2 separate regions of the Homo sapiens genome follow, and region 2 is linked to region 1. A link is a loop called in an ENCODE intact Hi-C map of the cell type or tissue named here. Cell type or tissue: K562. All regions are shown on one strand. Each heading gives the region's core, and the rest is flanking DNA. Links, peaks and the distances in the headings are about the cores only.

Region 1 (10,948 bases), core at 3,487-5,986:
CTTTTTAAAAATTTTTATTTATTTATTTCTTTTGAGACGGAGTCTCGCCCTGTCGCCCAGGTTGGAGTGCAGTGGCGCGATCTCGGCTCACTGCAAGTTCCGCCTCCAGGGTTCAGGCCAACTTACTGGCTTTTATATTTGGAATCACAACCTGAAAGGCTGCAGAACATGAAAGGAAGAAAACTCAGATTGCAGTGTTCATTCTCTTTTATATTATGAGTTTCCTGCAAGAGCTACATCTGTTATTATGCAAAAACAAACAGATAAGGAAACAAGAATTATCCAGCCTCAAGAGTGGAATAAAACATGCACTTTTTTTGCTTGTAGGCATAGGTGAGTAATTCAGACACGGCTGCTGTGGGTGACTCATTTCCCCTTATGATGGAGCCTCAGCAAAAAAGCTTCACAGATTGGGGCTGATTTGGTATGAAGGGGTTGGAATCGACTGAAGGTGACCTCATTGAGAGTCTGCAGTGAAGCCGGCCTTGGCTGAATGACCTACCTGAGGCCTCCCATGTGGCCTGGGTTTCCAGGAAGCTGGGCAGTCCCAGAGAATTCAGAGCTCTGACTTGGTTTATAAAGTGTCACTTCCACAGAAACTGTCAGTGCCGAGAGATCACTAGTGCCAGATCTGGTTAACAGGGAGGGGCCTGATCTCACCCCTCAACGGAAGGTGACGGGAAAACAAAGGAAAAGCTGTCTTCACATCAACATGGGCAGATACCACTTTAAAGCATATTCTGTAGCAGGGTTCCCACTCCAGAAGCTGTGGTACAGGATGTGTCTCCTATGGCATGGGCCAAGGGAGGGTAAAGGTGAGTTTGACATCTGTCTCAGTCACCATGAGGTTTTTCTGACAACTAAATATAAATATGTAAGGTGTCTCACAGCACAATCATGTGACAATAAATGCAGTGCGTGCCTTCAATATTGCTCTATCAAGGAGGCTTTCCCTCCACTCCAGGTGTGAGCACGTGGCTTGCATGTCCCTCCACTCCAGGTGTGAGCACGTGGCTTGCATGTCCCTCCACTCCAGGTGTGAGCACGTGGCTTGCATGCCCCTCCAGCTTCCTGCACTGTGGTCATACTGCTGCTGCCTCATTCTCAGCCTGAGCATCCCTACACAGGCACAAACTCTATGGCTCAGGCTGGTCATCACTCTGGGTCCACAGTAGCTGGTCAGAGAGAAACTGTCTTCAGCCCTGCCCAGCAGGAGAAAAGAGCATTCCAGACTGATCAGCTGGGTTCCTGCCATCCAGAAGTCCTTGTCTGTCTGGAGGCTCAAAACATGACTGTGATTCCTTTGAGGACTCCTCCCATACCCAGGCTGTGGGCTTCGCTGCCCTCCTCAGGACCCGTGCAGCCTGTTCTATCCCTGCCTCAGCTGCAGGCAAAGCTGCTTGCCACAAGCTCCCTGCTCATAGGATGCCGGAGTCCTCCCAAGGGCTGCTCTTCCTGGAGAAGAAGGAGAACCAGGCAGTAAGGTCTACCTGAGCATCATGGGAAGGAAGTGATCCGATTCTGACTCCGGTGGGCGCACACCCTTGGTGCTTTGTGTCTCCTGCTATCCCAGCCACAGGAGTGGGGGAAATGTGTGAGTTGTAGTCCTAGCCGGGAATAATCCATAAAAGGTGAAGGTGAGAGAAGGACACTATGCATGGTGTCACCTTGTTTTCCTCGTTGTTTCAGCGGCCTGAGTCCTGTGTTTCCTGAAAGATCTGTGGCTCGAGGTGACACGCCCTATCAGGGGACAGGAATCAAAGAGGAGAATCTCTGATGGAAAAATTCACAAAGGAAGAGGGAGATAAAAATTGGGCAACATGCTCAGGGTGAGAACGATGGCTTTTTGTCCTTGTGATAGTTTGCTGAGAATGATGGTTTTCAGCTTCATCCATGTCCCTACAAAGGACATGAACTCATAATTTTTTATGGGCAAGGACAAACAACCAAACACCGCATGTTCTCACTCATAGGTGGGAATCGAACAATGAGAACACATGGACACAGGAAGGAGAACATCACACACCGGGGCCTGTTGTGGGGTTGGGGGAGTGGGGAGGGATAGCATTAGGAAATACACCTAATGTAAATGATGAGTTAATGGGTGCAGCACACCAACATGGCACATGTATACATATGTAACAAACCTGCACGTTGTGCACGTGTACCCTAAAACTTAAAGTAAAATAAAAAAAAAAAGACGGCTTTGTGTCAAGGGCTATTTATTTAGTGTCTCTCGTTCCCATTATTAAATAATTTAACAACAAAAATTGCCTTTTCTATGAATTTTCAGGAAATTCTAACCATCATTCCTTTATTAAATATCTAGATATGTACATCTACACATATGCATATACATGTGCATATATAGACATATATTATATTATATATATTTGTGTGTATGCATGTGTGTATATATTTATATATATATACATGCATGTGTATATACACACACAAAGACAAATTAAGAAATATGGGAATATAGTATACTTCTTTAATTTCTTAATAATGTCCATTTATATCTAAAAAAAAGATACCCCTAAGGTTGAACCACTAGAATCATTTTATTTTTAATGTGGAACAATAGAAAGCTTATGGCCCATAAAGATATTGGATAACATATTTTTCTAGCAATATGAGAAATAAGCAAAAGTGTAAAACATTTAAATACAATAATTTAATTCAAAAATATGAAATAATTTGTATTTTTTAGTTGCTATGTTTATCTACCAAGAAGGCATTATATTATTCTGATGTTCTTACACATTGTTGAATTAAAGCTTGTTAAATACAAATGTTATCATATGTGCAAATAGCATATCAACATTTCTTTTTCTCTCATATATTTTCAGAAATCACTTTAAAATGTAGCAGTTCATAATGTTGACAAAATATCAAAATCTATAAACTCTGGGTTTAAAAAACAATGAAATACACAGTACACATAAGAAAATAGTGTCAAAGCTCACTACTATAAGAGACAATGATCAATATTGAAATTTTCTCTTACATGAAGACGCTCAAAACATTTTAGCAGTGACTAGTGAGGTTGTATCCATTCTCTTATGTTTATATTTATGTTTAAAATATTGTCCTTGAGAAGGAGTGTAGGTAGGTATAAGCAGAGGTGGCTGTGCGGATCCAAGATTCTAGCCTGCCCCCTTGATACAGCCCATTACCCTAGTCCCATCCAATCTCACACATGGCCCATCATCATCTTCTGACTTGAGCGGGGAGAGAGACGGTGGGTAGAGAGGGAGGAAAGGAGTTAGTTCAGAGCATAGGAGACGTGGTCAGAGAGTTGGCAGAGGGAGGGAGGGAGGCAGATACTGTGGGTTCACGTGGTGCTTTGACAACTGTGGATTTACTTCTGAATGAAGCATGAAGTCATTGAGAGTGTGGAACAGTAAAATGATATTGCAAAATAAAATAAACTAAGATTCCAGTGAGCATGTTGGGAATCACAAACACTCACAGCTGGGTGAATAAACAAGTGCTGCCATCTGGAGAAAAGTTCCTCAGCACACAAGGAGAAGTGTGTTTGCCTCTGTCAAGCAGAAGTCCACCTATACAGAGACACAAGGAAATGTTTATAAAGAGATCCTTATTCGGAGCAAAGTATTGGAAGCAACATAGGTGTTCAACACAAGTGGAATTTATAACACAAGGAGAAGATAAAATGCTAGCCAGTTGGAAGTAATACAACTTCTTATGCGACACGAATAAAAATATAATTATCAGTTGAAAAACAATAACAACAAACTCCCACCAAATTAAACAAAATCAAAAGCTCTCAAGAAAAAAACAATGTGCCACTTATTTTAAAGCAGAAACATGCATAACGAATTCTTCAAGCTTATATAACGGGCTTTTTGGAAAGTAGACTGGAGGCACATTATTTCACATAAATGGGTGTCTTAGGAAGAGATGGAGACACGTATAATGGCTAAAAAATGAAATAAATCCATAGAGAGGTTTTTAGTGTCTAGTGATAAAAGTACTAATAATATTACGTAATTAAATTCCAAAAAATTAATACAGAAAAATATTCTTGATTTGGGGGTGGTAACAGATGATTAAGTAAAGCGAGTCTACATGAGCTGCTGATGCAGTGGATGACAAGCTCTCTGCAGCTCATTGTTAGTGAGAAGGGCACTGCTTTGCCAGAAACCCCTTTTATTTAGATTTCTCATGGTCCCTGGGTCCCTCTCCAACACCATGAGCAGCTTCAGAAGAGGATCAGGATAACCAGTGACTCTCTGGCTACCATGGCCCAGTTGTGTCCGAGAGGTAAGAAAGGTTTGGGATCTTGGACAGAGTGGGACAGTGGGAGAAATTCCTGAGATGGCCCCAACCAGCCTGGAAACCACTCAGAACCTGCATTGAAGTTTAGCCATCAGGGTGCTCTTGAGACTCGGTTTGGGCTGCAACACAGACCTGTGGGGACAGGGGTCACCATAAGCCAGGCCACCTCCACCCCTGGGTCAGCTCATCTCCTCCCTCTCTGCTTCAGATCTTTGAGTAACCAGCACATGGAGGCCCGGGAAAAGTCAGAGAGCAAGATCTTATTTAAATGCTGTGACTCCACCCCCATGAAGGCTTTGGGAGCTATAAAAAAGAGACTTAGGGGAGCCCAGTCTCCAAACAGAGCTTCAGCAAGCATAGTGGGAATCTGCACCATGCCCTGGGCTCTGCTCCTCCTGACCCTCCTCACTCACTCTGCAGGTGAGAGTGGACCTTACCCAGGGATCTGCACCCACCTCTGCTCCAGCTTCTCCACTCCCTGGCTCAGTGGACTCTGATCCTGCTCTCACATTCCTTTCTGTCCCCTCTACAGTGTCAGTGGTCCAGGCAGGGCTGACTCAGCCACCCTCGGTGTCCAAGGGCTTGAGACAGACCGCCACACTCACCTGCACTGGGAACAGCAACATTGTTGGCAACCAAGGAGCAGCTTGGCTGCAGCAGCACCAGGGCCACCCTCCCAAACTCCTATCCTACAGGAATAACAACCGGCCCTCAGGGATCTCAGAGAGATTCTCTGCATCCAGGTCAGGAAACACAGCCTCCCTGACCATTACTGGACTCCAGCCTGAGGACGAGGCTGACTATTACTGCTCAGCATTGGACAGCAGCCTCAGTGCTCACACAGTGCCTCAGGCCAGTGGGGAAGTGAGATAAAAACTCAAGAGCTCCCTCGGCCTCACTGAACAGGCCTCACAGAGCACTGTTTAAACTGGACCACCCAAAAGACAAGGGATGCATTCACAATAGTGTACACTATTTAGGACTGTTAAAAATAGGAACATGAAGTGAAATTAGCAAGCCTGCCTTATTAACAAATGTGTGTAGGGAACATCATTGTTTATATATTAGTAGTTACATATATATAATACTAGTGCATGAACATACATATGCACTAGCAATTAGTAAAAAAGAAACACTAGGTTTAACTAAGGAAATATTTATTATTCCAGAGTTTTCTTATCCATTCCATTTGAAGATGCTGGGATCAAGTCACCGAGGGTGCTGCTCTCTGGCCTTGAGAATCCACTCAGCAGGGCCACCAGCAGCCCCTCCCTTCTGTGGCCTGCTCATGCCCTGTCTTCTCATTAGAATCCCCTTCCCTGCTGTCACAGGGATCCCTGGACTCCTCCAGATCCAAATATGTCCAATACATTTGGTTGAGGCCTCCTGGGCCCCACATTACTGTGTAATCTCAACACCCACACACTCAAAACAGTGTTCCCATGCGTATTCTTCTTTCGACTCATCACTGTCCTCTAACAGCCATGGGCAGTGTGTGGAGAGAGCAGGTGAAGTTGGAGCTTTGGGGTACAGTTGACAGAGATGTTGACATTTTGAGAAAAAGAAAACACCTATATAGCTGTTTTCAGGATAATTTTCCATCAAGATAAAAATCCACGCATGAGAGCATCACTCTTCCAGTGATGAATGCATGGAGGATCCTTCTCACTCTATTGTTGGGTAGTGACACCTGGGAAACTTACTGTGTTATTTAGTGTGCAGACAGCTGGTAAACCACTCAGCTGACTCTAGGGAAGTTGACCAAACAGTGTCCCCACTGATGTGTGACTTTTCTCCACCCATGAGGCCCCACTACCCTGTCACCTCCTGAGTCCACCTTTCCCATTGCGTTGCTTTAGATTTGAGGCATCTCTCTCTTACCTCTTTAAAGTCTTTACCCAAGTCTGGTTCAGGAAGTGCTGATACACGGTGAGAACCCAGGGTGCATATGGATGGAGTGATTCTGTGCCTAGGAGAGCCTGGCCAGGGGATCCAACACAGCTTGTGGCCATCCTCCCCGCAGTGGAGCTTCTGGAGACAGAGCTCTGAGGTGTCCCCACCACACCCTGGGGCCTTTCTCCCTCAGTTCTTTATAAAAGGGATATTTGTCATGGGCTTAGGGGAAGAGGCCGCTGAGGTCACACAAGACCTGCCTTCTTGCTCTGGCTCACAAGGCACAAGTGAGCTGTGACCCTGGACTCTGTGTCAGTGCTGTGGTCACTTGGTCAGAACTAAGGGAAGCTGGAGAAATGTGGGTAGCTTTGATGCAGTCTGGCACCAGAAGCTCCATCCTGAAGCACTCTGAAGGTGCTGATGGCTGTTCACTGTGCTGCACCCTGAGCAGGAGGATGATCATCATCGCAGACCTAGGGTGACAGCCTCAGAGCTGAAATATTCCTCCTGGCCCTGAGAAAAGTGGGCTAAAGTTCTCCCTTCTGCGTGTGTTACCCAGTGGTTTGCCCCCCTTTCATCACCTGTGACCAACATGGGCTCATTGGGGATATTTGTGCTGTCATTTCTGGCACAAGAACCCAAAGATCTAAGACCATAAAATGCATTTGGTCTTTCATACTGTCTATTCCCATCAGGGCAGACATCTATCCATTAATACATTTTATTTAATTTTCTTGTCTTATATTTTCAGAGCAATGATGAGTAATGAGTGAGGTAAGGGGTACCTTTGCATTTTTTTGATCTCAGGGAAAATGTCCTCCATGCAGTAAGATGATGACTCCGGACCAAGACAGGTGTGTGTGTGTGTGTGTGTGTGCGCGCGCGCGCGCGTGCGCGTGCACACGTGCACACGCATGTGTGTTACCATATCATAAACAAATTTATCTGTTTCTGTATTCTTACGTGATTTTTATTAGGGATAGATATTAAAATTTGCCAAACACATTAAAAATCTATTGATACAATATGATCTTTGGTTGTGATGTAATAATATGGTATTATACCAAAACTTTTATTAATGTTGAACCCAACCATTATTTTAAGTATAAATCCCACTTGACAATGGTGTATAAATGCGTAAATCTGGTGTTGAAATCAGTTCGTTCCTCAAATTTCCTGGTTCAAGTGATCCTCCCACCTCAGCTCCTTGAGTAGCCGGGATTCCAAGTGGGTGTCACCATGCCTGGCTAATTAAAAACAAATCTTATTTGTCTCAACATATTGCCCAGTCTGGTCTCGAACTCCTGGGCACAAGCGATCCTCCTGCCTCAGCCTCCCAGAATGAGTTAACATTTTATTTTAAAATTTTGCATTAATATGTTTATTTTATTTTTTATTTTTAAAATTTTTAACTTTTATTTTAAATTCAGGTGGTACATGTGCAGGTTTGTTACAAGGGTATATTGTGTGATGTTGAAGTATACAATTTTATCTTTTTAAATTGCTCTTAATACATATTTTTAATTTAAATTTCAACTTTTATTTTAAATATAGCAGGTACACGCGCAGGTTTGTTACATGGGTGTATTGCACCCGGGTTGTGAGCATTGTACCCAACAGGTAGTTTTTTACACCATTCCCTCCTCTCCCTCCCCCTCCTAGCAGTGCCCAGTGTCTATTGTTCTCATGTTTATGCCATGCGTGCTCAATGTTTATCTCCCACTTAAAAATGAGAACACGTGGTATTTGGCTTTCTGTCCCTGTGTTAGTTGCCTAGGATTATGTCCCCCTGCTGCATCCATGTTGCTTCAAAGGACATTATTTTATTCCTTTTTATGGATGCATAGTATTCCATGGGGTATATAAACTATATTTTCTTTATCCAACCCACCACTGACGGGCACCTAGGTTGATCCCATGTCTTTGGTATTGTGAATAGTGTGGTGGTGAATATACAAGTGCATGTGGCCTTTGGGTATAATGATCTATTTGTCTTTGGATAGATACCCTGTAATGGGATTGCTGGGTCAAATGGTAGCTCTGTTTTAAGTTCTTTGAGAAGTCTTCAAACTGCTTTCCACAATGCCTGAAATACGGTGTATACGTGTTTTCTTTACTCTACAGCCTCACCATCAGCTGTTGTTTTTTTACTCTAATTATAGCCATTCTGACTGGTGTGACATGGCGTCTCATTGTGGTTTTGATTTGCATATCTTGATGATTAGTGATGATGAGCATTTCTCCACAGTTTTGTTGGCCACTAATTTAGTGCAGTTTTAAGTTCATAGCAAAATACAGAAGAAGGTAGAAAGATATTCCCTATCCTCCCTGGCTCCACACATGTCCAGCCTTCCCCCTTATCAACGGGTCCCATCAGAAATGTACATGTCCTGTAATTGATGAACCACATTGACAGGTCATTATCACTACAAGTCAGTATTTTCCTTAAGGAATTTTTCTCGCTGATGCACATCCTATGGCTATGGGTTTGTGCAAATATATAATGACATATATCCACCATTACAGTATCATGCAGTGTATTTCCCTTCCCTACAAATCTTCTGGCTTTACTGATTCATCTCTCTCTCTCCCCTAACCTTTGGAAGTCGATGACTTTTCTACTTTTTTCCTTTGTTTGACTGTAATACACTTGAAATTATTTCCCCCTTTTTGGACTGTAATATACTTGGAATCACGTATCATGTCATTTGCAGGTCAGCTCCTTTTACTTACTAATAAGCATTTAAGTTTCTTCCATGTCTTTTCGTGGTTTGATAGTGTGTTGTCCATAAACATGTAGAATATATTAATATAAAGTACTTTGGAGCTGATCACATCACTGGCCATTCAGGTTTTTCAATTACTGTTTGTTGAATGACAGTGACCAGTCAGATGACAGGAAGTCTTAGACCCCCTGAGAACACAGAAGATGGACTGAGGATGTCAGGGTCACCGAGGACTGCACTGGGTGCTCTCATGGAGGGCTCAGTAGGGGTGTCCTCTAGTTCCAGTGAGCCTGGACTGTGATGGGCACTCAGAGAAGGGTCCTCTCTAGCCTAGCAGAGCCCCTGCTCACAGGCCTACCAGCTGTCCCAGCAGCTTTCCCTCCCAGGTCCTTCCGTGGGGCAGACAGAGTCTCACTGCCTGTTAGCCCTTCCTACCCACAAGACCCTCAGCAAAAGATCCTTATTCAGTGCTCAGGGAGAGGTGGGGCAGATAGCAGCTGGGGCCACACCTGCATGACCAGCTCCTCCTCGCTGAGGCCTACAGCAGGTAATAAACTCAATCCATCCCACTGGACCAAAGGGAGCTGTGTCTACCATGGCCTGGACCCCTCTCGTGCTTGTCCTCACTCCCTGCACATGTAGGGAAAAGGCCTAGAGACCTGGGGCAGTTCCCAGCTTGTGTCAGCCCCTCTGGCTCAGACTTGCCAACAGCTTAACCCTGACACCTGCTCCAACAATGTAAATGTTTGCATTTCCAGGTTCCCTCTTCCAGGCTGGGCTGACCCAGGTGTCCTCACTCCCAGCATCTTCATGCAGATCAAACACTCACCTGCACTCAGAGCATATCGGCTTTCATATCGGTGGCAAAAATACCTTCTTTTCCCTACAGAATCCAGGGAGCCCTCCAACTATGTTCTGAGATTATGCTCAGGCTAAAATGAGTACCAGGCCTCTGGGGTCCCCAGACAATTCTCTGGGTTGAGAGGCTCCTCCAGAGTCTCAAGTTATTTGGTCGTCTCTGGCCTTCACCTTGAGGATGGAGCAGATCATCTCTCTCAGATGGGCTGACAGGGCATGGCTTACACTGTGCTCTAGGCCAATGGGAAAATCCCCTCTGCTTGTGCTGCCTGGGCTCCCACTAGGCCCCTGCTGTTTGTGACAACAGCCAGCACTGGTGGTGACGCTTCAGCCATGTATGCCCTACGGTGAGAGTCTGCAGCCCTTCCACGCAACTATCACTTGCAGAATGTCTGCATCATTGCTAATAGCACATTCTGAGCCTCCTCACGTTTCTGTGGGCAACAATTTCCTTCCCAAGACGTGCACATGATACAGGAGATTTATTTACCAAATAAGTTTATTAGGAATCCAATTATAATTAGAAGATATTCATCAGTGATCGGGGGAAATACCTGGTATAATTAAAATAGAATTTGATGAAAATATAAATAAAGAACTAAATTATGAAGGTGTGGGCAGAGAGTCTGGACACCCTAAGGGAGATGGAAAACCATTCATCCTTGCCAGGAATGAATGTCTCTGGGATGCTTCTCTAACAGGAGGAACCTGGAGTGAGACCAGGAACCTGGAGAACTAGCAGCTGGGTGACTGGAAAGGAAACCATCTGGGGTGGGGTTGGGTCTGCAAGGCAGGAGGTGTCTGGGCAGAGAAAGCAGGGCTGGGGCGGAGGGTCCTGCCTCATCCCATTCTCCTGCTCACTCCTTCCTAGATCCCTGTCAGGGCAGTAACCATGAGCAAGGCTTGAGGCTACTTCTTATAAACTGTGGCCCTGGGCACATTCCTTAGCTCACCTGAGCCTCAGTTTCTTGATGAGAAAAAATCGGGACAATAGCAACCAACCTATCTCAGAGGGCTGCTGTGAGACCCTGAGCCACTGTTTCTCAAACTGCCCCTGAGATCACCTACAACAGAATGGCTGTAGGGTGAAGTTTGAGAACCGCAGTATAGGTGAGGTGGTGCGTGGGGCAGGCCCTCCCACACTGTAAAGTGCAGTGTGGTGCGGT
Region 2 (10,948 bases), core at 5,556-8,055, 650 kb after region 1:
TCAAAATGAAACACCAAAAAAGAGAAGATAAAAAATTACACTGAGCATCAATGAGTTTTACGACATCTTCAAGGAGCCTTAATTGTATAATTAAATGAACTAAAGGAGACAAGATTGGTGGAGGGAGAGGGAGGGTACAAAAACCACTTAAAGAAATAAGGAAAAACGTGCAAAATTTGGTGAAAACTATAAACTTATGATTTCACATAGTTTAACACAACCCAGACACCCACACACAAACACAAACACACAGACATCATATACACAAAAAAACACACACATAAAGAAAACATCAACACCCGCCATAATCAAATTGCAAAAAAAAAAAAAACAAAAACAAAAACAAAAAAAAACTGTGATGGAGAAATGCTCTTAAAAGCAGCCAGAGAGAAAAGACATGTTTGATGCAGGTGAACACCATAATGATGAGAGTAGCTTTCCCATTAGAAACAATACAAGCAAGAAGGCAGTGGAGGTACATTCATAAAACTTTTTAAAACTTACTACGCACAGCATTGTACATATTCAGTGTAATCCCTATCAAAACACCGATGTCATTCTTCACAGAAATAGAAAAAAAAAATCAATCTTGAAATTTATATGGAATTACAAAAGACACTGAATAGCCAAAGCAATAGTGAGCAAAAAGAATAAAGCTGCAGGTGTCACACCACTTGTTTTCAAAATATGCTACAAGGATATAGTAACCCAAATTATACTATACTGTTTTATAGTATAAAACAGACACAGACCAGTGTAACAGAATAGGAAACACAGAAATAATCCACATATTTACAGACAACTGGTTTTTGTCAAAGGCACCAATAACATACATTGGTTAAAAGACAGCCTTCTTGGTGCTGCTGAGAAAACTGGACATTCACAGGCACAAGAATTAAAATAGACCTCGATCTCTCACCACATACAAAAGTGAATTCAAACTGGATTAAAGACTTAAATGTAAAACTTGACACTACTAAACTACTAGAAGAAAACACAGGGAAAATAGGGAAAATGCTTCCGGACTTATGTGTAGACAAAGATTTTATACCTAAGCTTTCAAAAGCACAGGCGACAAAAACAAACATAGACCAATGGAGCTACATTAAACTAAAAGTTTCTGCTCAGCAAAGAAAACAATAAGCAAAGTAAAGAGACAACTTGTAGAACAGGAGAAAATATTTACAAACTGTTCATCTGGCAATGGATTCACATACAGAATAAGACAATAAGACAAGAAAGCAAAACAATTCAACAGCAAAAAAAAAAAATGCCAAATAATACCATTAAAAAGAGGTCAAAGAATTTGAATAGACATCCCTCAAAAGAAACATACAAATGGCCAAAGGGTGTATTTTTTAAAATGCTCAACATCACTAATCATCAGGGCAATGCGAATCAAAATCACAGTGAGACATCATCTCACCCCAGCTAGAGTGACTAATATCAAAAAGACAAAACATAACACATTCTGGCAAGAACGCAGTGTAAAGGAACTCTTATACACTGTTATATACTGTTGGTGAGAAGGTAAATTTTAAATTAATACGGCCATTATGAAAAACATGATAGTGTTTCAGAAACACTAAAAATAGACTATCATCATACAATGCAATAATCCCACTACTGGGTATTTAATCACAGGAAAAAACGTCAGTATATCTAAGGAATTCCTGCACTCCCACGTTTACTGCAGCACTATTCATAATAGCAAAGCTATAGAATCAACCTGTTTTCATCAACAGATGAATGCATAAGGAAAATGTGGCATGCATACACGATGAAATACTTTCCAGTCATAAACAAAAGAATGAAATCTTATCCTCTGCAGCAACATGATGGAACTGGAGGTCATTATGTTAAGTGAAATTAGCCAAGCACAGAAAAACAAATGTCACATGTTCTCTCTCATGTGGGAGCTAAAAAAAGCTGATCTCATGGAGGTATAGTGTAGATTAATAGTTACCAGAGAGGCTGGGAAGGGTTAGGGGTTGTGGGGATGAGGGGTAGTTGGTCAATGGGCACAAACATACGGTTACATAAAAGCAATAAGGTCTATTGTTGTATATCACACAGCAGAGTGAACATAGTTAACATAATTTATTGTACATTTCAAAATACATAGAAGATTTGAAATATTCCCAACATATAGAAATGACAAATGCTCAAGGTGATGGATATCCTAAACACTAATTCGATCCTTACATACTGTATTCATGCATCAAAATAGCACGTATACCCCATAAACATATACAATTATAATGTATCAGTAAAACATGTTCTTTAAATTAAAAAAAACTGTCAATTCTGAATTCTTTACTCAGTGAAAATATCTTTCAGAAGGGAAGGCAAAATAAAATGGTTTTAACCATAAATATACTTGCACTATTCATGACCTGCAGACACACACTATAGAAAATAATAAAGAACACTTCTCAGATAGAAAATCATACTAAAGATGTGACTCTGAATAAAGAAAACAAAAACATCAAATATAGTAACTACATAAAAACATATAGAAATGGTAAATAAACATAGATATAAACGACTTAAATTACATTACAAAACAACTAGACTTAATAGACAACTATAGAACAGTCCATCCAACACAGCAGAATACATAATAATCTCAAGTGCATATGGAACACTCTCCAGGGTAGAACCTGCAAAAAAAAAATGAGTACCTTAAAAAAATAGAAAATCTATAAAGTATATTCTTTGTGTTACTTCACTCTTGTATTGCTATAAAGAAGTACCTGAGCTTGGGTAATCCATAAAGAAAAGAGGTTTAATTGGCTCATGGTTATGCAGGCTCTACAGGAAATCTGGTGCCAGTATCTGCTGCTGGTGAGGGACTCAAGAAGCTTACAATTATGGTGGAATGTGAATGAGGAGCAGGCATGTCACATGGTGAGAGTAGGAGAGAGAGAGGTGGAAAGTGCCACACTCTTTTAAACAACCAGTCTCACATGAACTGGGAGCAACAACTCATTGTCATGAGGGCAGCACCAATTTATTCACGAAGGATCCACGTGGCCCCATGACCCAAACACCTCCCACTAGGCCCACCTCAACACTGGCAGCTACATTTCAACATAAGATTTGGATGGGACAAATATTAAAAGTATATAATTCCACCCCTGGCCCACCAAATCTCATGCCTTTCTCACATTGCAAAATGCAATAATCCCTTCTCAATAATCCCCCAAAGTTCTAAGTCGTTCCAGCATCAAGTTTAACATCCTAAGTCTCATCTGAGACTAACCTCCTGTCACCTATGAGCCTGTAGAATCTAAACAAGTTATTTACACCTAAGATGCAATGGTGGTACAGGCCTTGGGTAAACATTACCATTCCAAAAGGGAGAAAACAACCAAAAGAACAGGCCCCACACAAGTCCTAAACCCAATGGTGCAGTAATTAAATTTCAAACTTCCACAGATCTCTAGGGCATGAAAAGAATTCAGCCAAGCTTTTTACTAAGGCATCACAAGGGTGAACTTTGCTCCAGTTCCCAATAACTATCTCATTCCATCTGAGACCTCAGCAGCCTGGACTTCACTGTCCGTATCTCTATCAGCATCTTGGTCACAACCAGCTGACCAGTCCCCAGGAAGCTCCAAACTTTCCCTCATCTGTCTGTCTTCTTCTGAGCCCTCTAAGCTCTTCAAACCTGTACTTTTTACCCAGTTCCAAAGCTGCTTTCACATTTGCATTATCCTTACATCAACAATCTACTTTTGGTACCAATTTTCTGTGTTCTTTCATTCTTGCATTTTTATAGCACCTTTATAGCACCGCTATAAAGATGTACCTGAGGCTGGGTAATGTATAAGGAAAAGAGGTTTAATTGGATCACTGTTCTGCAGGCTGTATAGGAAGTATGGTGCCAGCATCTGCTTCTGGTCAGGCCCTTAGGAAGCTTACAAAAATGGTGGAAGGTAAAGTGAAACCAGGCATGTCACATGGCAAGAGAAACAAAAAGAAGAAAGAGAGAAAGGAAAGGAAAGGAAGAGAGGGAAGGAGGGAAGAAAGAAAGAAGGAAAGAAGCAAAAAAGGAAAGGAAAGAAACAAAACAAAAGGAAGAGGAAGGAAGGAAGAGAGAGAGAGAGGAAGAAAGAAAGAGAGAGAGAGAGAAGAGATGAGACGAGACGGGGGGGGAGAGAGGCAGGGAAGGAGAGAGGGAGGGAGGAGGAAGGAGGGAGAGAGAGAGAGTGAAAGAAGAAAGAGAGAAAGAAAGAAAGAGAGAAAGAAAAAAAGAAAGAAAGAGAAAGAGAGAGAAGAGTGGGGAAGTGCCACACTCTTTTAAACAACCAGATCTTGTTTAAACTAGTGGTTAGAATTCATTCGTTATTATGAGGACAGCAGCAAGCCAATCATGAAGGGTCAGCCCTCATGACCCAAACACCTCCTACTAGGCCCACCTCCTACAGTGGAGTTCATCTTCCAGCATGAGATATGGAAGGAATAAACAATGATATCATCCTCTGAACACTGATATTGAAAAATAAAAGGTATTATATGAGAACACTGTGAAAAGCTGCATACCAAAAATTAGATGAAAAGAAAAAATCCCTAAAAACATAAAAACTACTAAACTGGCTCAAGGAGGTATAGAAAGTCTGATTAACACTATAACAAGAGTTTAAATTAGTCATTGAAACCTCCCACAAAGAACGGCCCAGGCATGAAGGGTTTCATTGATGAATATTATGAACTGTTTAAGGAATTAATAATAATTATTCATAAACCCTTCCAAAAATATAAGAAAGGGGAACATGAGCAGCTCATTCTATGAGGCCAGAAGTATGCTGATACAAAAACAAAAGACATGAAAAGTGAACTGGAGCACAACAGCCTCTATGAAAACAGATGCAAAACAACCACACTTCAACAAAATACTAGCAAAATATAAAAAGGATTAAACACCATAACTAACTAGTATTCATCCCCAATATTCAAGGGATTCTTAACCTATGGAAATTAATTATTTTAATGCTCCCTATTAAAGAATAAAACCACATGGTTATTTCAACAGTCACATCAAATGTTTTCATGTACGCAGACAGGACTTCCTGTTGTTTTCCCATTCCTGTTAAAGCATCATAAAAGGCACGATTTGTGGTGCTACTGGATGGGGTGCTACTTCATGCAAACTGGATATGTCATGTCCAACCATGAATATACTTAGCCATAAATGCTAAAAGATTGTAATTTGGTGTCAGAGACTTGGTGGTCAGTGACCACTTCCTTGGCAAGTGGTAAGTACAGACATCTGAAAGGATAACTAGGATTTAGGTAGGTATTGGATAAGGAGGTGAGTTACACACAGAAAAAGTTTCACTTAAAAACTCATAGACGCTTGAACACAGAAGATGGCTCAATAGGTCTGAGAAATAAACAAAGTCCAGAATAACTGGAGCTGAATGGAAACAAGGCAAATGACATGAACCATCTGTTTCTCTCTCGACAACTCACTGGGGCATTGTCTCCTCCCTATACCACCCACGTGGATTGTAAAAACATCTGTTCTTAAAACTTTCTTGTGCATCATGACAGCATGTAGCACCTGAATCCAGCTCAGTTAAATGAGGGCAGGACAGTCAACCACAAAACCCAGGTGGCCCAGGAAGCACATCAGGGAGACAAGACCTTGCTGTCAAAAGCAGAGGAAGTGAGATTTTCCATTGTGGCTAAGCCCAGAGCATATGAAATTTCAATGGGTACACAAAAACCATATAGGGTTTGGTTAAGCTGCAGATGCAGTCTTTGCAGGTTTGAATGGGGCCCCAGATTCTCCATGGCAAATAGCCTCCAGTTGAGGTTGATTGATGCTGGTCCTCCAAGGAACACACTTTGGGTGGCTTAGCTCCTATGCACCCTCCTCACTCATGCACAGCTGAAACTCACCTACATAACGCACCTTCTGAGAAGCATAAGTGACCTATTTCTCCTCCACTAATGTGTCTCAGTCCCTTTTACTAAAAAGGAATATCTGAAGTTGGGTAATTTGTAAAGAAGCAAAGGTTTATTTGGGTCATGCTTCTGATGTCTGTAAAGTTCAACAGTGGGCATCTGCATCCAGTGAAGACCTCAAACTGCTTCCACTCCTGACAGAAGGTGAAGATGAGCCGGTGTGTGCAGAAATCAATTGGAAACAGAAAGCAAGTTCTTTCCTAAAAATACTGCAGGAGTTTAATGATCATATTTACAAAGTGTTTAACACAGAGCCTGACACACCCTAGCTGCTCATGAGTTGGCAGCAATTATTGCTGATGTCATTCATGAAAATTGGACCTCAGATGGAGAAACTGCAGTGCAGAGAGTTTGAGAAGTTTAGGGACAAGAAAGACTTAGTGACTTAAAATCGAGTTCTAGGAACTGAGGAGAGCATCCCTGGGCATTTTACTGCCATCTTTTCCAATGTCTCAGAAACTGTTTCAATGTGACGTCAACCAGAGAGGAAAGCAGAGGGGTTTGCAGAACCAGGGGCTACAACTTCATCCACGGGAGAGTGATGTAGTAAGCGGGTGGGAAGGGGCAGCTGAGCTCATCTGAAGGGTGTTTAAGGTTTTCTGGCCCAGGGATCTTTGGCCATCTCTCCCTGCCCAGGGCCTCATTCTTCCACTGACCGGCAGGAGCTGGAGAGTGGCTTCTGAGTCTGGTTAGAGATCCCAGCAGCACCCAGAGGGGGAAGACATTGGAGAGACGGGTCTAAGGTCACTGGAGACACTGTTTGCTGCCTAGAGGGCTGCGACAGGCTCCTTGAAAACAAAATTCAGACACTTTAGGGGAAGAAAACACAGGATGGGAAGGCTCCTCACCAGGGGATTGTGGATAACAGAGACCAAAGCATCTACAAGGAGCCCAGCCCTACTGGAGGTGCCCTGAACACAGAGATCCTAGGGGTGTCTGTATTATTTTGCCAGGGCTGCCATAGCAAAGTAGCACAGCCCTATGGCTCAAAGAACACAAATGTATTTTCTCACTATTCTGCAGATGATGTTAGAATCTAAGATGAAGGTATCTACAGGGTTGGCTCCTTCTGAGCACTGGAGAATCTGTTCCATGCCTCTCCCAGCTTCTGCTGGCTGCGGAGGTGTTTGCTGTTCCCTGCCATGGAGGGAAATCACCCCAATCTCTGCCTCACATTCAAATGGAGTATTCCTCATGTGCGTGTCTGTGTCACAGTTTCCCCTTTTTATAAGGACATGAGTCGTGTTGGATTGGGTACGTACTCTGCTGCAGTATGACCTTTTCTTAACTAATTTCAACTGTAATCACCCTATTTAAATATAAAATCCCACTCTGAGGTCCTTGCAGTGAGGACTTCATTATACAAATTTGAGGGGACTGAAATTCAAATTCCTAACAGTGTGTCTGCCATGACTCAGGCCTCTCCTTGGGGCTCTGCAGGTGGGATGTGCACCACCAACCTCTCAGGTGGGGCATTACCTGACAGCCCAGAAGGACCCCAGGCCCTCTGAAAAATGACGTCTCTTTCATCCACCTTGAGGGACATGTTTTCTGGCTGTCCTTCTCATCCTTTGCATGCTGACATGGGAGACATCATCCTCTGCTTTTTAAAGAAGGACTCCTTCACCTTCCCAATCACCCCAAGTAGATGCCCATGCTGGTTCCACAGAATCAAACCACGGTGGGTTACGAGTTATATTAGCCACCAGCTGACAATATTCCCTGAATGTCCAGGATCCACCCATGCTCTCTGACCATCACCAGAGTGAGCAAATCTCTGATATGTGGGTAAGAGTTTCTCCCATGGGCTCCCAGCCGGGCTGTAAGTGAGGCAAGACCCCTTCTTCAGTGCACGGGGCTCAGTGCAGCTGCCTCCCTGACCAAGTCTTCCTGGGACACTAAGCTTATCAGTTTCTCTCCCCCAGGGACAGTTTTTGGTTGTCCTAAGCCTAGCTCAGCTCTGCTATGAACTTTGCATCCTAAGAGCCCATTAAACACCCCCTTGTGCCTCAATGGAATAACCTGGAGTAAATAGTGTGAGGTGCCCCTGCTTTCTGCTCCCAGGGCCTCTTCTCCTCGGTGGCACCAGCACTGCCCTATTGACCAGCAATCCTCACCTGCCCATTCAGGCCTCTACACTGCCTACCGTGAACAGTCACAGATCACAAACTGATTGCCAAATTTGTGCAGATCATCTTGACAGTTTCTGTGGAACTGGGTGCCTTCTCATAGAACCAGGAAGTCACAAGCCAGGCCAGCTCTAGAGAAGCAACTGGGGGAGTAACATGCATCACAGCGCCTGGACACAACAAAGGGATTTTGCTGTAGTCCTACTAGGACACATCCTAGTGATGTCTCTGAGAACCAGTCTTGGTCCCTGCAACAGAAAGCCTACTAAACAGGACAGTAGGCTGCAAGGTTGGGCACAATTTGTGCCGTGTGTGAGCCATGTAGATTGTGCATGTGTGTATGTGTGTACATATGTGTACATGTGCATTTAGTGTTGCAAGGAAGGGTTGTGTCAAATGTCCCAACTCAAAACTTTTCTGTTTTCCTAAGTTATCTGCTTCTATCTTTACTACCTTTGTACTATCATAAGAATAAGGATAATGATTAGGGTTGAAATAGGAGAAGGAATAATGTTTAATTATTCATTCTTATGTGTTTAATACATATCAAGCACTCTTCAAAACAATTCATATTTATTAAATCACTCAATACGAACTACTCCATGAGCCAAATATTGTCATTATCTCTCCATTTCCAGTTGGAGAATCTGTGATACAGATTTTGACACATGGGAAAGCTAAGGCAAAGAAAGGAAAAGGACTTTGCCCGATGTCAGAACTAGAAAGTGCCTGACCCAGGAGCAGAACCTGAGTCTTCCAGTCCCAGAGACCCTGTTCTTTAACAACAGCCTGTGGGCCTGTCACTGTGCTTTAAGGTAAAGCACTGACATCTCCCTAAGACTCCAGAAAGTTCTCTGTACTTTTTGAATCAAGTAACTCATACTTGCAGTGATTTCCAATGCAGTAGGAATTCTCTGGTGCTGAGGAGTCTACTAGGAATATAATTTCAATGCCTTTAAAATTTTTCAGTAGCCACATTTTAAAAGTAATAAAGAACGGGTGGAAGCAACTTTCGTACTATATTTTCTTTAACTGAGCTTACCCAAATATTATTTCAATATGTAATCAACATAAAAATATTGAGATATTTTATGTTATTTTCCTACAACCTTTTTGAAATCCGGTGTGTTTTACCCCCACATCACATCTTAACTTGAACTACCCACATTTTAAGGACTCAGAAGCTCCCTGGGACTCATGGTTGCTATACTGGACAGAGCAGATCCACATGAATGATGATCCATTTGGATCACAGCCCCTGCAGTACTTACTTAGAACCATCTTGGGGCAATGGAGAGTCCTATGACCCAGAGGGCCTCCTTAGGGAAGAATGGCTGTTCCATTTTCCAACCAAAGTAGAAATATGGCGGGCTCTCAGAAACCAGGGAATTTTTACAATGTGTTTCACACTTCTTCCCTTCTCAAAGACATTGACTATAACTTCCAGTTCGAAGATAAATCTGAGCCATCAAAGGCATTTTTTTCTATTGGTCAGTGGAATGAATGGCAATGGTCCCTGTGGATTGTGCTCCAAGGATCCCTTTCTGTGGGAAGATTCTTACAATAAAACCAACTAAAAGTAGGAAGTTATTGTTTATATGTAGATCTAGATGAAAGGGGGCTGATCATGAGGAATATAGTATTGAAGGTGAGTGTGTTGCTATTCTTCACAAAGGGCTATTTTTGCCTAACTCACAAGCATCAATCATTTTTATGAAGGTGTATTTTCCCAGAGTGGTCTTAGCAAGTTACATCCAACGCTGTATCAGGACCCACAAGCAAGGGTGTCAGAACTGACCTGCCTGAGCGGTCAGCAGGAACCAATGTGGAGACTCTGAGGTCTCCACACCACCAACCATGTCCAACCTCCAGTCAAGTGACAGGAGGAGTGGAAGCATTGGTTGGGAAGGGCTTGGAGGAGCTGCAGTGACATGCTCAGCCAAGTACAGGAGCAGGCATATTGGTGTCATGTGACCTCATCTTATCTCAGTTATCTCTTTTCACCAAACTCCAAGGTGCAATGTGTGGAGGCATCTGTCTGTACCCATGGACACCTTGGGCTTCACACATTATTTCTATTTCTAATGAACCAGTGTTTTGTTAATGAATTCATTTCATCACATCCTTAGTACTTCTAGGTTGGAAAAGCAATACATGTCTCTAAGATATTAGGTAGGAAATATTCTCCCGCCACTCGTATTTATTAAAGTTAAAATGCTTCAGTATCTAATGTGACAGTTGTCCAAATTCAATACCCTTCACCTTGTTAGAAATGGAATCCTGATCCTAACTTGTCTGGAGAGGAGGCTGGCATGAGGAGCATGACCACACATCTGGATGTCCCCAGTGTCACTGCTAACACACGCTCTTTTGTTACTTGCCGTGAAGGGAGCAGAGGGAGCATCCACACCTTTGTCCAAAGGACTTGGAGGACAGTGCACCTGATTAAAAAATGCAGGGCTGTGATAAGTGGGTTCCGGGTCCTGGATGAGGGAAGAGAAGATGAGGAGGCATGGGGTAGGAGGCAGGGCAGGGAGGAGCTGTAAGGTCAGGCTCTGAGTATGGGTGAAATCCTGACTCCACTCACTACTCTCTGGGAGGATTTGATAAATCTTGTAACCTCCTGATGTTGGTTCTCCCATCAATAAACTAAAGGAGAGGTCGTGTCTTAAGCGTATGCTTGCTGTGGGGCTACTGTGAATGTGTGGTTGAGGTGGTGCCTGCAAAACACTCTCCAAAGGGCCTGGCACGTATTAATGTCTCAAAGGAGTCATTCTGCTTAAGCTCGTGGAGGATGACTTTCCTCCTGTGTGCACTAGAGGGCCTTGTTTTGAGGACCCCAG

What was found. A loop is a pair of places that touch in the nucleus more often than their neighbours do. Peaks named below come from ENCODE experiments on the same cell type or tissue, not always from the same donor. Only the 100,000 strongest peaks of a DNase experiment are listed, where the experiment ranks them.
Region 2: a loop joins it to region 1, with 2.7 times the contacts of the local background. A loop is called at or near these places in 2 of 110 quality-filtered maps.

What each region holds. Positions count from the first base shown.
Region 1 is chr22:22,210,128-22,221,075 of GRCh38, forward strand. It overlaps IGL, IGLV10-54 and the pseudogene IGLVIV-53. Among named protein-coding and RNA genes, the nearest start is that of VPREB1, 29 kb to the right of the region's middle. In K562, for the core only: a CTCF peak has its summit at 4,481; DNase peaks (open chromatin) are centred at 4,394, 4,687, 5,119, 5,631 and 1 weaker place; H3K27me3 peaks cover 1,296 bases.
Region 2 is chr22:22,860,277-22,871,224 of GRCh38, forward strand. The region is part of intron 2 of LOC105372948 (a long non-coding RNA gene); the gene reads right to left. LOC124905086 (a long non-coding RNA gene) reads right to left here and starts at 2,846. Exons shown (of 2, transcript XR_007068015.1): 1 at 2,757-2,846; 2 at 2,067-2,663. It also overlaps IGL. In K562, for the core only: no CTCF peak of the experiment used is centred there; DNase peaks (open chromatin) are centred at 6,292, 6,799 and 7,971; H3K27me3 peaks cover 1,551 bases.